Regions from separate parts of the Homo sapiens genome. Here all the other regions are linked to region 1. Evidence: chromatin contacts called from ENCODE Hi-C or POLR2A ChIA-PET data. All regions are on one chromosome and are shown on one strand. The core of a region is the stretch at or near the end of the contact, and the rest is flanking DNA. Distances in the headings are between cores, read along the strand shown. Region 1 holds the start of MYORG (myogenesis regulating glycosidase). Region 2 overlaps UBAP2 (ubiquitin associated protein 2). Region 3 has its middle 25 kb from the start of UBAP2.

Evidence for each region. Hi-C counts contacts between places; a loop is a spot of excess contacts on that map. ChIA-PET counts read pairs that join two places held with the same protein, here RNA polymerase II (POLR2A). Pooled maps may share reads with other maps.
Region 2: a pooled map shows a loop between it and region 1 (5-fold over the local background). The contact joins the enhancer-like site here to the promoter of MYORG in region 1. A Hi-C loop is called at or near these places in 5 of 50 pooled maps. POLR2A ChIA-PET finds 5 or more read pairs at or near these places in 2 of 52 experiments (OCI-LY7 and activated CD4-positive, alpha-beta T cell).
Region 3: a map of mammary epithelial cell shows a loop between it and region 1 (17-fold over the local background). The contact joins the enhancer-like site here to the promoter of MYORG in region 1. A Hi-C loop is called at or near these places in 4 of 168 maps with a recorded cell type or tissue (Caco-2, PC-9 and mammary epithelial cell), 7 of 37 single-sample maps with no recorded cell type and 14 of 50 pooled maps. POLR2A ChIA-PET finds 5 or more read pairs at or near these places in 2 of 52 experiments (A673 and activated B cell).

What each region holds. Positions count from the first base shown.
Region 1 is chr9:34,375,299-34,378,748 of GRCh38, forward strand. MYORG (myogenesis regulating glycosidase) reads right to left here and starts at 1,600. Exons shown (of 2, transcript NM_020702.5): 1 at 1,495-1,600. RefSeq lists enhancers at 367-948, 949-1,529 and a silencer at 1,575-1,964.
Region 2 is chr9:33,945,420-33,948,869 of GRCh38, forward strand. It overlaps UBAP2 (ubiquitin associated protein 2), which reads right to left. Exons shown (of 29, transcript NM_001370062.2): 13 at 2,955-3,168. Among named protein-coding and RNA genes, the nearest start is that of SNORD121A, 5.7 kb to the right of the region's middle. Within about 2 kb of position 1,837, at least 3 of the 41 ENCODE cell types and tissues checked have a DNase peak (open chromatin) inside an H3K27ac peak, as active enhancers do.
Region 3 is chr9:34,071,680-34,075,129 of GRCh38, forward strand. No RefSeq gene overlaps it. Among named protein-coding and RNA genes, the nearest start is that of UBAP2, 25 kb to the left of the region's middle. Within about 2 kb of position 1,617, at least 12 of the 41 ENCODE cell types and tissues checked have a DNase peak (open chromatin) inside an H3K27ac peak, as active enhancers do.

The sequences.
Region 1 (3,450 bases), core at 350-2,849:
CACACGGTGCTAGCTCAGGGCCTCATTCTCAGTGCCCTCTGCCCCCAGCTGCCTAAGCTTGTCAGCCCTAGCTGGTCTGGAACAGACTCTTATTCCCTTTCTCTCAGTCTACAATGACTTAGCTTTCCTCCCCATTCCTATATAGATACAGCTTAGAAAACACCTCCTGGAAAATGCAGCCAGTGGCCTTTAGGTGATGCCCTCAAGCTGAGCAGAACCCAAAGAAGGCTTTAGGTGGCTCAGATCACACCTGTGAGTTTATATTCATTCATTCAAGATAACCAAAGCCCTATTCTGGGCACCAAGGAAATAAGGAGAGAGAGGGTCAGTATCTGAAGAGGAGAGAGACTTCCTCATCCTCAAAACTTTCATATGAAGTCAGCCTATCTCATGAGCCCTGGAGGCAGGAAGAGGCCACCAAGGTGGATTCAAAAGCCCTTTCCGACAGTTATGTTTTGAGAATCTTAATTTTCTGGGATCTGAAGTTCTTTGATGAAAGACAGAAGCCCACAGGCCTGGGCACCCACCCACCCCAGGCACCATGATAGTGTCCCAAATGTCACCACAGCATCCAGTTCTATCAACAATGTGGAACAGCAGACATAGCTGCAGTGTCCATTTTACAGGTGAGGAAACGTGGCCCAAACAGAAAAAGGAACTTGTCTGAAGTTAGCCAGGTATCAAGGCTGCCTGGATCTAAAATCCCAGCCCAGCTCTCCACAGTGTAAGTTTTAGGAGATGGGAGATAATGATCTGACCTGGCTGCCTGAATGCAGTAGCAGAAAGGAGCCCTGGGGCTGAGCTGGTGGGACCAGCTTCCATCAGATGGACATGGCATGGTGAGGCCTGTCTTTCCAAGGGCTGGTGCTGCTGCTTGCTCCACGCGGACCACGAAGACCACGAGGGCAGCAAAGAGGGCAATTTTAATGGCATCTGGTACCGGGGCTTTGGGGGAGGAAGTCTGTGGTTCCGGTGTTAACAGTGGTGCCAGAGACCTCTGTAATCTGCCGCCTCCGCCAGGTGGAGTCTGGGCTCTGCCCCTGCTGAGCCTCTCCCCACCGGACACTCAACCTCAGCCTTGGCTGCCACAGCTAGTCTGGTCTGAGGGGGAGGGCCCCGCCCGACTCAACTGAGGGGAGGCCATTCCAAGTAGAATCGTTAGTTGGACACAGTTCCCGGGGGGATGGAAATGTCAAAGGCAACTCGATCCGGCCCATCTCCCTCTCCTGCCAGGCGACGGTATCCGCGGGGATCGAGTGACTGCCTACATAGCCTGGAATACTCCACAGCCGCCCTCCCTACCCCGCCCTGAAGGCTATACTGTCCGAAGGGGCCGACCGAGGTCAAGGGACCTGTCGCCCCGCGGGAATCGCGGCCGTGGGATGGGCCCAGGTGTTCAGGCTCGCTCCACCCATTCATCGGTGGGAGCGAAAGTTCAGGAATCGTGCTCCTTCAGCAGCCCCCCGCCCCCCACAGCCCTCCCGCTGGGCTCACCCATTGCAGTTACAGCCCGGCAGAAGCGGGGGTGAAAGAGCTTCCCGCCGATCCCCTGCGCTTGAACCAGAGTGAAGCTGCCGCCGCGCCGCGCGGGGCTCTGTCTGGCAGGGCACAGCCCCTCCTCGGGTCCCGCCCTGGGGTTCCTCGGCCACGCCCCAGTCATCCAGTCTCGTCTCGGGCCTCAGAGTCCAGCCCTGCCCTTGACGTTCGACCCCTCCTCCCAGGTTATCAGGCGGATCTGTGGCCCCGCCCCTCAGCCCCACCTTCCTCCCACCGCTCTGTGCTCTGCCCCTGGCATTTCAGGCTTGCTCAGTCCTGCGCCCCGCGGCTCCGACTCCCGCCGGCGGGCCCGCCCCTCCTGGGCCACTGCTAACCCGCAAGCGGGCGGGGCTCGGCCCCAGGCCTGCTGGGACATGTAGTTCTGCAGAAAGGAGCAGCTGCGGAAGGTTGGGGTTCTTGCACCTCTAGGCTAGGTTTGGAATGAGGATGAGAGGGAGAGAGCTGCAGGGTAAAGGAGCAGAGCTGGCCATTGGAATTCCTTCCTTCCCGGTTTGGACAGGTGGAGGCCATATCGGTATAACGCTCTCACAAGCCCTCAGCTTTCCATACGGAAAAGTGGTGGCGGAATTCCGCGAGTATCTCAGCTCCCAATGCAGGTGCTTCCAATCGAGGGCCCCACGGAGGGAGCTGTAGTTCCAACCCGCCGCGAGTCCAAGCTGTCGGTTCCCACCGGACCAAACCAGCGGTGTCCGAGGTCAGGGACTGAGAAGACCGGTTTCTGCTCGGTGTTTTGCAACGTCACCCGCCTCCCAGACCGCTACCCCCAGACTAGTTATTTATAGGGTCCAGCCCCTCCTCCTAAGTTACAGCCTTTAGTTAGAAATGCCCAAGCTGCGGGAAAGTGGGTGTGCCCCGCCATGCCCCTCTCCCCGGGGGCTGGGCAAGACTCTGAGGTTTCATTTCTTTTTTATTTTATTTTATTTTTATATTTATTTATTTTTGAGTTTCGTTCTTGTTGCCCAGGCTGGAGTACAATGGCACGATCTCAGCTCACTGCAAACTCCGCCTCCCGGGTTCAAGCAATTCTCCTGCCTCAGCCTCCCAAGTAGCTGGGATTACAGGCACGCACCACCGCGCCTGGCTAATTTTGTATTTTTAGTAGAGACAGAGTTTCACCATGTTGGTCAGGCTGGTCTCAAACTCCTGACCTCAGGTGATCTACCTGCCTCGGCCTCCCAAAGTGCTGGGATTACAAGTGTGGGCCACCGCGTCCGGTCTTTATTTTTTTGAGAGAGGGTCTCGCTCTGTCGCCCAGGCTGGAGTGCAGTGGCGTTAACATAGCTCACTGCAGCCTCAATGTCCTTGGTTCAAGCTATCCCCTCCCGCCTCAGGCTCCTGAGTAACTTGGACCACATGTGTGTGCCACCATACCCTGCTAATTTTTAAATTTTTTTGTAGAGAAGGGGTCTCTTTATGTTGCCCCAGCTGGTATCGAATTCCTGGGCTCAAGTGATCCTCCTGCCTCTGCCTCCCAAAGTGGTGAGATTACAGGTGTGAGCCTCTGCACCCAGCTGGTTTCATATCTATTTGATGCAGAAATAAAAATACTGAAGATCACAGAGATTTTAGAATGGCCCCTTCTCGCTCCCTGAGGGGCAGAGAAACAGGGCTTTGTTTTGCAACTTGAAATTTCTTTGTCATGAGACCCTCCAAAATTATGTTTTGACCAGTTGGACTTGGAATGGGGGACACACCTTGTGCAGCAAGGGTGTCTGAGCACAGAGAGGCTTTTGGGAGGCTGTGATGGGGACTCCTGGAAGCAGAGATCAAGAGCTTTGGGTGTAGGGATAGGTCTTTGACTGTGGAAGGAAGGATTCTGGGTCCTCTGATGAGTGGGAGGGCATCTAAGTTTGGGAGCATACTGAAGAAATGTTAGCTGGAGGGTCTTCGTGG
Region 2 (3,450 bases), core at 587-3,086, 430 kb before region 1:
AACCCGGGAGGCGGAGCTTGCAGTGAGCTGAGATGGCGCCACTGCACTCCAGCCTGGGTGACAGACTGGGTGACAAACAAACAAACAAAAAACAAAATCCAATAGATACAAGAATATGTATGACGAATATTATGTTTCTCTTCCACACCACTCTCCCATACTTGCTCCACAAAGGCAAACACTGTACCCGGTTTTCCTGAATGTCTCTTTCAGAGATACTATATCACAATATATATAGACAGACAGACAGACAGACATATATATACACACACTATATACCTTACTGTCTCACAAATCATTTAATTTCCATTGAGTGTCTCACATTAATGTTCAAAGAGCTACTTCATACTCATTTTGGTGACTACACAGAAATCTAGTACACATAGGTATCATTTTATAAAACCAGTACTATATTAATGGACTTTTAGGTCAAATCTTATGCTATTAAAAGCAATGCACTAATGAATACATTTGTATGTAAGATATTTTGTGCAAGTACAAGTATACCTGTAGGATCAACTGGTAGGATAAAGTTGCCCCTTCACAGGGTAAATATATTTTGAATTTTGATAAATATTATAAAATTACTGTCCACAGATAGAACACATCCTTTTTAACACACTCTAATATCAAACACTTTTGAATCTCCTGGTTTAATTGGTGGAAAATGGTATTAAAAAATACAAACTAAAATGATACAAATGTGCTAAGTATCATTTCATATACTTAAGTGTTCTTTACTTATAGACTGTTCTTATCTCTTTAGCCAGTTTTTTAACCTGTTTGTTGATCTGCTTTATTTTTACTCTTTTTATATTAAGGAAATTAACTCTTTTTGTCTATGATACAAATTTTGAGTATTTTTTTCATTGTTTGTCTGCCTAATTTGGTGTTTTCTGCCATACCCAGAAAGGTCTCCCTCACACAGAACAACAAAAAAATTCTCCTGTGTTTTCTCTATTATAGTTCTAGATTCACTATTTATGTTTAACTATCTGACCCACTGGCATTTTGGCATAGAGATCCAACTTCATTTTTCAAACGGTTTTAATAAAGCGTTTTTTCACTACTGATTTGAAAAGCCAGTTCTACCATATGGGACAGAGGTTGGCCCTCTTTTTCTCTATGGGGCCAGATAGTACAACAACCTAATATTTTAGCCTTTGTGTCTCATCACGTTGCCCAGGCTGGTCTCGAACTCCTGCTCAAGCAATCCTCCTCCTTCTGCCTCCCCAAGTGCTGGGATTACATGAGCCACTGTGCCCAGCTAGCTGAGTGTCAACAGAATTTAATTTAAAAAAAAACAAATGGCAGAGCTGGTTTAGGCGCATTCATTTTTGAACTTGGTATTATAGGCATGCACCAAACACACAGGTTTTATAAAGAATATGGGAATAGCATGGTTCTATCTAAAAAGTCCTATCACTCACTAGTTATGTGTGCAGAAAAAGTTAATATAGGGACCTACAATTCCTCTCAAAAAGGCCTGCTTGATGACTGGACCTTGGCTAATGTCTGAGAATTTGGACTGCTGGTATGTACTTGGCAAAGGGTGCCAACACACTAACCTATTAAGAGTGGCTCACTGTGCTAAGAATGTCTGTATAAACAATGTGGTTTATGCTCAACATCTGCTTTCCTTCTAGGAATCTGTAATTTTGCTATGTGCTATAGCAAAAAATGTAGGCACAGGGTACCTACATTTCTTGCCCCAGCAAAAACTTTGGGCACTGAGTCTCTAATGATTTCCCTTGGTAGACATCGCTTCAAACCCCGGAGTGGTCTCATGTACTTCCAACACAGTAAGTCATTTCACAGAACAGAGGAATATGCTTCCCTGTCTCTCTATATGCCCTAACCATAAACCAGCCCACATGGCCAGCTCCACAATGAATGAAATCCCCTGCTATTCCTTAATACAGTGTGGCATGTGAGTGCTGGTGGGGAATGGTGGCTTAATGTCACAATTTCTGTGGGAGTTTAGTTTAGAAAACATCCAGTCTACACATGGGACCTTTACAATACAAACCACGGAATGTAAAGGTTGATGAAATCATAGTTGATACTTCAAAATGTTAGAATGAGAAAGCATGAGAGTGTGATAGTTAAAATACTGTCCAGGCCGGGCGTGGTGGCTCACACCTGTGATCTCAGCACTTTTGGAGGCCGAGGTGGGCAGATCACCTTAGTCCAGGAGTTCCAGACCAGCCTGGGCAACATGGCAAACCCCTGTCACATTAAAAAAATACAAAAAAATCAGCCAGGAGTGACGGCATGTGCCTATAGTCCCACCTACTAGAGAGGCTGAGGTGGGAGGATGGACTGAGCCTGGGAGGTCAAGATGGCAGTGACGCGTTACTGTGCCACTGTACTCCAGCCTGTGCAACAGAGCAAGATCCTGACTCAAAAAAAAAAAAAATAAAATAATAGAGTAAAATATTGTCTAGGCTGGATACAGTGGTGCACATCTATAATCCCAGTTACTCAGAAGGCTGAGATTAAAAGACTGCTTGAGGCCAGGAGGTGGAGATCAGCCTACGCAGCACAGGAAGACCCCATCTCAAAAAAAAAAAAAAAAAAAAAAGTCTTAAAATGTTTTCCACATTCTATGTTCTATCACCACCCTCTTCTAAGAGAGCTCAGAAAATTCTGTCCATGCATTTACACAAAGTGTTAGATGTTCATATTTGCATGCTTTTACCATACTTTTCAAGGCATGTACTACCACCACAATTACTACCAACAATAATGAAACTATCAAGAACAACAACAAAAACAAATAAATGCAAGTATTGTATAACAAAGGAAGACTGATTTAACTGAGAAACTGCAAGAGTTCTACTAAAAAGAAACATCTCTGGACAAATTCCACATTAGTCTTCACAAGTCAACACACTCTGCCAAAGCTTGAAACGTCCTCAGTAGGGGCAAACCCACAAACAATGTATACCTACCAAGATGACTGAGGACTGAGGACTGGGATGTTGGGGGCTTGAGGTCCCAAGAAGTAGTAGTTGTAGGGTGACTTGTACTATTCTGCTGTGTACTTGGGGTGGTGGTAAACTGGCCCAAACTCGGAGCTTTCAACTGGTCCAAAATCTGGGAGCTGGTGATGTTTGCCATTTTTGGTGGTGCAAGCTCTCCAAATCCTGAGCCAAGGACGGATGACTTTAAAAGGGGGATAAAAGAACAAATCCTCAACAATACAGAATTTCTGCCCAAGGCTTTAAAACATATCAAGTATTTTCACAAGTATGTTAAAACCTATAATCTAAAACATATGAATTACTAAAATATAACTTAGAAAATACTACATGAAAATATTACTATGCAATGAAAACTGACTAAATAAATGCAGCTATCCTTCCTCATTCTGACATAAGAAGTTAAAGGGAAGGGAAATATTTGCCATGAATTTGAAGAAATCAATTTTTAAAAACGTGATGTTGG
Region 3 (3,450 bases), core at 367-2,866, 300 kb before region 1:
GTCACCTGACAGGGGTCTGCAGTGACTCCACTTTTAGGAAGGTGGGGTGTCAGTGGAAAATAAATAACCTCTTTTTTTTTTTGAGACGGAGTCTCACTCTGTCGCCCAGGCTGGAGTGCAGTGGCACGATCTTGGCTCACTGCAGCCTCCGCCTCCCGGGTTCAAGCAATTCTGCCTCGGTCTCCCAAGTACCTGGGACTAAAGGCACGCGCTGCCATGCCCAGCTAATTTTTATATTTTTAGTAGAGATGGGGTTTCGCCATGTTGGCCAGGTTGGTCTCGAACACCTGACCTCAGGTGATCTCCCCACCTCAGCCTCCCAAAGTGCTGGGATTACAGGCATGAGCCACGGTGCCCGGCCATAAATAACCTCTTGTCCCAATCCTCTTTCCTCCTAATCTCCATTGGGAGAATTTAACCAGAAGGCAGAGGACAAGAAGGCCTACTGATAGACCAGGAGTACCCAGTAGGGCAGAGAGTAGATCTGGAGGGGTACATGGAAGCACACCTATCATCACTTTATTTATTATTATTATTATTATTATTATTATTTGAGATGGAGTCTAACTTTGTCGCCCAGGCTGGAGTAAAGTGGTGAGATCGCACCACTGCACTCCAGCCTGGGTGGCAGAGCGAGACTCTGCCTCAAAAAATTAAAAAAAAAAAAAACAAGGAAGAGAGAAGCTGGAGTCTTGGGACCTATGAGCAGATAGTTTAGTGGAAGCCTGGGAGGCCCTCTCCTCCTTCTGTGGAGCAAAAAGTCACCTCTCCAGGGACCTCTTTGACTTGACAGATCCCTTTGGCTGTATCCTGTCTCCTGCTCTCCCTACCTCTAGAATCACCTCCCTACCCTAAAGCCAAAGGAGTCTGAGGCAGAGTCAAGACTCTCAGAAGCAAGTTAAACCAGTTCCTGCAGGCCCTGACATGCCCTGCTGAATAGCCCCTGCAGAAAATTCCTGTCCTCAGCTGTAGCCACAGCTGGCTACTGATGGTAAGAAAGAGACCTGAGGAGGGGAGAGATCTCAAGGAAAACACAAGTCGACACCTTCCTTCAAATACAGATAGAGCCAAACTGGACTTTTAGGAGCTGAGACCGTGCCTGTGGGGCAAAGCTAACACTCAAGTCACCTCTTTCTTGGTCAGCATAGTGGCTACTTCTGCCTGAAAGGACATCTCCAAAGAGCACCAATGCCTGTTTCTTGGGGCCTCCATCCAACTGTGTCAGCTCAGATCCTAGCAGAGCTCCCGGTGTTCTCTGAGAAGCTGCCTCCCAGCAATATCTGAGAGCCCAGGTTTCAGTTTCTTCCTCCAGGTTGCTCAGGTCCCCTGAGTCCCGGGGAAAGGCCACACATGGCTTATTCCTCATGCAGGCAATATGGCTGGGTGTCTTGCCTCACTGTGGTTATATAGGGTAGGCTACAACCAGGGGGAGTACAGAGGTTAATGGTTCAGGATTGGGTAAAGGCCTGGCTGGAGGCTTGAGGGCTTGGAGCTTGGTGTAAAAGTTACCTCCCCCTGTTTCTGGTGCTTCAGAGTCAAAATTATTTGGCCTGACTTTAAGTGAGGGAGTTCTGCCATCTCTCCTGGACTGTAAGAGCTCAGCCGATGACTCAGGGAGCCCTAAGAATGCTTTACAGCTGTGCTCTGTAAACACCGTCACGTTTTATGTTGCAGAAGTTCACAGTCAGCCAAGAGATTTAGTTACCTGCCTGCAGTCAAAAGCTGGTTAATGATTAGAAACAGGATTTAACTGGGAGCTTCAACCTCAGATCCAGTGCTCTTTCTCTAAGCTGCCTCCTACCTAACTCCTCCAATGCTCTATTTATTTATTTCAGATAGGATCTGGCTCTGTCATCCAGGCTGAAGTGCAGTGGTGCAATCATAGCTAACTACAGCCCCAAACTTCTTGTGCTCAAGCGATCCTCCCATCTCAGCCTCCTAAGTAGCTGGGACTACAGGTACGTGCCACTTGTAGTGATTTTTAAATTCTTTTTTTAATAGAGATGAGGTCTTGGTATGTTGACTAGGCTGGTCTTGAGCTCCTGGCCTCAAGCAATCCTCCTACCTCAATCTCCCAAAGCGCTGAGGTTAGGTATGAGCCACCGCACCCCACCTCAATTTATTGAATTTGGTGATCCAGTGATCCAGTGGCAACATTCCATTCCTTCCACAATAAGATCTATTTGGCTTTAAACAAAACACACACACTTCTGAGAAGCTGTATGCTCACATCTTTGTAAATCAAATCTGCAGATAAATGCAGAGGGAAGCTTGATTCAAGGATTGCTACTCTGAAAACCTCAATAAAGTGAAATAAAACCCCAAAAACTCCTTCGAGTTTGAGACCAGCCTGAGCAATAAAGAAAATCCTGTCTCTAAAAAAAAAAAAAAAAAAATTAGCCATGCAGGGTAGTGCATGCCTGTAGTCCCAGCTACTCAGGAGGCTGAGGTGGGAGGATTGCTTGAGTGACCAGGAGGTTGAGGCTGCAGTGAGCCAAGATGGGGCCACTCCACTCCAGCCTGGGCAACACAGCAAGACCCTGTCTCAAAACAAAAACAAAAAACTCTTTCACACTACAGCTACCTTCCTCTCTCCGCAGTCCCTTTAAAAGACATTTTTGTGCATATCTTTGTTTTCTCCACACTCCATGTGGAATTTATGCAGGAGAGGGATCTCCAGAAGCGAGGAGCTAAGCTCTGGCTCCCCCTACTGGGTATATGATGGATTCATTGGCCCCAAATCTCCCATAAGACTCTGGGGCTCTCCAATCTTGTACCTGCCTGTGCTTGGAAAGCCTTTAGAAGGCAGGGCTCCCTAAGGAGAGATGTGACCGTGGAAGGCTTTCTAGAAGAGTTGGAACCTGAACTACATCTTGAAAGATTTTGACATGGGAAGTTGGTAAGCTGGTTTGTAATTATTTCGTCATTTAACAATATATCTTAACAATCATTGTATGTCAGTACCTATAGCTTTACCTCTTTTTTTTTTTTTTTTTTTTTTTTTTTTTTTTTTTGAGACGGAGTCTCGCTCTGTCGCCCAGGCTGGAGTGCAGTGGCGTGATCTCGGCTCACTGCAAGCTCCGCCTCCCGGGTTCACGCCATTCTCCTGCCTCAGCCTCCCGAGTAGCTGGGACTACAGGCGCCCGCCACCACGCCCGGCTAAATTTTTGTATTTTTTAGTAGAGACGGGGTTACACTGTGTTAGCCAGGATGGTCTCGATCTCCTGACCTCGTGATCTGCCCGCCTCAGCCTCCCAAAGTGCTGGGATTACAGGCGTGAGCCACCGCGCCCAGCCTCATTCTTTTTTTTTTATTATTATTTTTATTTTTATTTTTTTGAGACGGAGTCTTGCTCTGTTACCCAGGCTGGAGTGCAGTGGCGCGATCTCGGCTCACTGCAAGCTCTGCCTCCCGGGTTCATGCCATTCTCCTGCCTCAGCCTCCCGAGCA